2 separate regions of the Mus musculus genome follow, and region 1 is linked to region 2. A link is a loop called in an ENCODE intact Hi-C map of the cell type or tissue named here. Cell type or tissue: left cerebral cortex. All regions are shown on one strand. Region 1 overlaps Fermt2 (fermitin family member 2). Region 2 overlaps Ddhd1 (DDHD domain containing 1).

What was found. A loop is a pair of places that touch in the nucleus more often than their neighbours do. Peaks named below come from ENCODE experiments on the same cell type or tissue, not always from the same donor. Only the 100,000 strongest peaks of a DNase experiment are listed, where the experiment ranks them.
Region 1: it touches region 2 in a loop (2.2-fold over the local background); 2 of 42 quality-filtered maps call a loop at or near these places.

What each region holds. Positions count from the first base shown.
Region 1 is chr14:45,461,295-45,463,794 of GRCm38, forward strand. Fermt2 (fermitin family member 2) reads right to left here. Exons shown (of 15, transcript NM_146054.3): 13 at 822-946; 14 at 473-614. Among named protein-coding and RNA genes, the nearest start is that of Gm34250, 15 kb to the left of the region's middle. In left cerebral cortex, a CTCF peak has its summit at 1,229; DNase peaks (open chromatin) are centred at 1,304 and 2,487; H3K27ac peaks cover 641 bases.
Region 2 is chr14:45,601,106-45,603,605 of GRCm38, forward strand. Ddhd1 (DDHD domain containing 1) reads right to left here. Exons shown (of 14, transcript NM_001042719.2): 11 at 1,534-1,786; 12 at 460-651. Among named protein-coding and RNA genes, the nearest start is that of Gm41145, 20 kb to the left of the region's middle. In left cerebral cortex, a CTCF peak has its summit at 1,084 (motif pointing left); a DNase peak (open chromatin) is centred at 1,093; H3K27ac peaks cover 1,375 bases.

The DNA.
Region 1 (2,500 bases), 140 kb before region 2:
CATGAACCTTAGTTCTCTGGAGGAGTAACAACAGCTCTCAGCTTTGGAGCCATCTCTACTCTGATTATCTGTAAATAGACTACCCTATGCAGGGTCTCACTGGGATGGGGATAGGGTCTTACAGCTTGGCTATCCAATGGTGGCCTTTAAAAGCTTACTTGAAGATTCTAGCATGGGAACAGAGCTACTCGGACAGCCTTGGCAGAAGGAAGGCTGTCTTTCTTCATCAGGAAATGCCGTCTGCTCCACCCAGTATGAGAGGAGAGAGCAGACACTAAACTTCACTAGCCTGATAACCTAAGCAGCCTTAGCAGTTAATGGGGTGCCAAATACCACAACCAAATCATGTCACAAAATCCAATCTTCAAAATCTACCTTTTGTCTTAGTCCTGGGGATCAAACCCAGACCCTGAACTACGCCCTCAGGCTATCTGCACTGAGTGACACCTGAGGGGCGTTCGTGCTAGCTCACCATCTTGATCTCCCAGTTGACATTCCACTGCTTCATGTTGCTGAACCGCCAGGTTTTGATGGCGTCACCTGTGCTGGCGTCCATCCGAATCAACCTGTTGTATGCAATTCCAATAAGTTCTTCTCTCTTGCCGCCTTGAAACCTGTAATATTGAAGAAACACCACTCAGAACGGGGGAAGGGATTTTCTCTAACCCTAAAAACAATGCAACTATTATAAGACATAATAATAGCATTAAGTTTTGGTGTAGAAGAGGTTAGTGTAGTCTAAGCAGCCCTGCCTTCAATGGTGAAGATCTAAGCCAACGAGGCGGACAAACTGAACACACAGACCACAGCAGCGCACTGACCTCGCAATGAAGTGTGTGATGCCGAACTCAGGCAGAGACTGCCAGGCTTGAATGAATCTCATCTTGGCTTCAATCAGGCTCATCTGGGCTACATTTTGATGGGCCTCCAAGATCCGTGCTGTTATCTAAACAGAATTTTAAATGTTTCATTAAATAACCAGACATTATTATCTTTTATTAAAAAAATTAAAAAATGATGTGCAACCATAGCATTATGCTGAATTGGAATTAAAAATTATCTAATGCTTCATTTGGGAATCCCAACAAAGCACCAATGTTAATTTCAGTTTTTATGTACCACACACAAGGCATTATTGGGATTCTAGTGTAGAGCTGCCAGGACCGAGAGATCCTGGTGGGCAATGAATGGCACAGTAACACATCCAGATGGCTACAGAGGTGCCGGCTGGAGTTCTGCAGTGCAAACCAGAACACCAGGAGGCAGAGCATCACGTTTCCATGGCAACCAAACAGGACCGCTCTGGTTGCATTTACCAGTACTTGCTTTAGGGTGAATCCCCCATGGTGGGGGACAGATGGCTAGGACTACGGCTGCTCAGTGTCTACTTTCCTTCCCTCTGTACATATAGAGAACTTACCAAATCTCTTACACAGCCTGGCTGTAGATGGCAATGCGAGGAAAGAAAAAGGAAGCAGAAAGGGGGGAAAAAAAAAGAGGCGATCAGGAAATGGCAATGAAGCAAAGAAAAGGCTATGGTACCTGCAACCCCAAATTCCAGCAGAAAACCATGCAGAAAGAAAGGGCACTCAGGTGAAAATGAAACGCAAGGAAGGATGAGAATGGGGACAGCAAGCGGCCATCGCTGTCTATGTGGCTACAGCAGAGGCGCCACACTGCAGCAAGTGTCACTCAGATTAAAGACAGAAGCTCACAGAAGACAATGCAAAGGGCAAACCCCTCCTTCTCCCTCACGTGTCTTACAGTGAGGGTAAAGCTAAGTATTTTAGTAGCGAAATAACAGTTACTAGTCAAAAGCCTATGTAGCCTTTTCCGATTTAGTCAGATGACAGGACACACGCACTCTCCTCAGAGAGAGCTGAGGGCTGCCTGTGAGCTTGCTGGCCACACTGGTCCTCTATTTGCACAAAGGCAGCAGGCCTTCAATTACCATCTGCTTTTTGCATCCTTTTTCCTGGAAGGAGAAACAAAAGGTTGCCATCCAGGGCCCTGGGAGCTAAGGCCACACAAGCATGATGTCTTTTCAGTGAGGGACTACAGTGCAATTCTTTTATTTATAGTTAAAAGCTCATTCTTACTCAAACTAACCCTGGGAAGTTTAGCGAATATTCACAGACTACGTAAGCTATGCTGACTGTCCTGTGCCCTGGCAAGGGTCACCTGCAGTGAACTTCGTGCCTGGGAATCTCATGCTACAGGGCAGCAATGTGAAGACCCAGCCTCAGAGACTCCTGAGAGGAGCGCAGGGGCCGTAACCACAGGCCACACACTGCTCCTGTCACCAAACAGAAGAGTCCAGGTCACATTTTTGTCTACAACTCAAAGACAGAAAGCTATCATCTTGGATGCCCGACATCTATGGAAACAATCAAACTGCCAAGGTCAGAGGCCATCTGAAGGCAGGAGTTCATTTTTAGAAACTCCGTCTCTTTGAACACAGTTCTTCCCTGAGTGAGGAGTCAGTGCGTCCTTCCTTCCT
Region 2 (2,500 bases):
GGGCAGGGACAGAAGACACACAGTGGGGCCCAAGAGAATGCCTCAGCCTTGGAGGGCTCAGAAAGCTGCATAGGAGTGTGTGGTTAGCTGCAGGACAGAGCAGTGTGTCAGACAGAGGACACATCTAGAGTGACTGGAAACTTAAACCTTGGTGAGCGTATTAATAAAAATGTACTTTGTACAAGCTAGGGTTGCCTACCCCAGAGACTTGTCTTGTACTTGATAATTTAGACTCTCGTGCCAGAGAGTCCTGGTTATAATCTAGCAACTTGTCAACGCAGATACTAAAACTACACTTGCCTAGAAAATATTCTTAAAACTCACATTACCTTTCCTTTCAACGACTTCAGACTTGAGTGGGACCACTACTGGCCCTGCTCGCCCAGCCCTCCCCGCCCACCCATCAAAAGCTACAGAGACAAAGGCACAAAAGCTCAAGGATAGAACTGTAGGACTGACATGCGGAGTCGAGGAAGCCGGAGCCACTGTGCGGCAGGGTCTGCGTTGCCACGGTGGTGGTAGAGGGTGAAGCTGAAGGCTTCTTATCATCTTCCAGTGAGTCTTTAGATGGCTCAGACGGCTGTGATGCTGAAGAACGTCCAAATCTTGAGAACAACATTCCTCCAAGGCCCTTTCCAATGCTAGCAGCCCCTGCATGTCACAGAATAAGGCAATCACTCCACTGACTCCGCTCACAGCACCCTGGGGAGCAGCACCCGCAATCACAGCCGACTGACTGAGGGACTTTCTCAGGGTGGGGACCTAAAAATATTCCAATTTCTACTGTAGGTTTCTAAATAAGAATGATGTTTAAAAGAAGGAAAATATAAATTCTAGGAATACAGATACAGGAACATATAGCCAAAGCAACCCAGGTGTTATTTTATTCAAATATTCATTGTTACAGAGGTTTATGGCAAGATTAAAACTTCTAACAAGAGACCCATGCGGTTGACATGGGGCATCTACCTATTAATAGGAATATGTCTTACTAAATGTATGCTATACAATGCCATTAGTAACCTTTACGCATGATGTCAAATAGCAAGTAAGTTTGGTAGCTAAGGCCTACTTAGAGTGCCATCTTGTGGCACTTAGATAAAGGACACTCACTCAGAAACAAAGGACACATTCAAGTGCTATGCAATTGAAATACCCAATTTCTATGCTGGCACAGGAAGTTACTCAAGGAGAGATGAAATATCCCTCTTGCCTTAGGAAGCGAAAGGACTAAACAATTTCACTTTGAGAGGACATCAGAGACCTTGATGCCCCCAGAATGCACAAGAGCAATAAAAACAACAGCATTTTAAAGGCTCCCTCAGCAAGTCACAGAGCCAAGATTATAAGGAGCAGCAGAAAGCCCCGTCCTTTCTTCAATCTAGTCAGAGGATGTCAGAGCATCTGCTTCAGTCAGCAAAGACGCTAATTCAGGAGATGGACAGGTGGAAGATTTCTAACAGTGCATTTCCAACCAACTTAATACTTACACATAAAGTACTTACATTCATAGGTAAGAAATGAGAGAATTACCCAATATGCTTGCTTTGCCAATGTTAGTTATAGATTCTCCATAGTGGCGCCGAGATAAGACGGGGGAGGTCACAGGGCTTGGGATAGCTGCTATGTTCTCACTGTCTGAAACTGAGGTAGGTTCTTTTGCTGGGTTGAGAAAATTTGGCTTCATATGCTCATAAGGTAGAGGGTTTGAAGTGTTGTACCAGTGGATCTGGACTGGAGAAATGTTGCTGTAGTGTTTCAAAATCAACGGTTCTAATCTGTAGGCCTAGATTTTTAAGAATGCAAAGAAACATGACCTTAATTCACAATTCCTGGATTTTAGTAAAATGTTTATTCTAAAGTGAGAAAGAATTTTTAAAAAATGGTTATCTGAAAAACATTTTTCACTGTTACTATGTGAGGTTGTGTAATTACACGTCCCTAATAGTGAGATTATTAAAAACCCAAAAGAACAGTAATAAAAAAAATGAGTTATCTTTGTCTATTAATTTGTTTTCATAGAAAGACGGTTTCACTGTATTCTGATCAAACAAGAATGAGTCTTGTTGGGCTGGTGAGATAGCTCAGCGGGTAAGAGCACACTCACTGCTCTTCTGAAAGTCCTGAGTTCAAATCCCAGCAACCACATGGTGACTCACAACCACCCGTAATGAGATCTGACGCCTTCCTCTTGAGCATCTGAAGACAGCTACAGTGTATTTATTTATAATAATAAATAAATCTTTAGACAGGAGTGAGCAAAGGTCCTGAATTCAATTCCCAACAACCACAAGAAGGGTCACAACCATCTGTACAGCTACATAAAAATAAATAAGTAAATCTTAAAAAAAAGAAAAGAATGAGTCTTGTTATAAGGTCAGACTCACAAAGCTGAAGTGGAGGACAGCCCAGACCTTAGTAAATAAGGTCAAACACGTGACTCCAATAAGAGCCTAACTTGAAAGCCAAGGAAAGGTTGCTGTCCAGCAAGTCGCTCGTT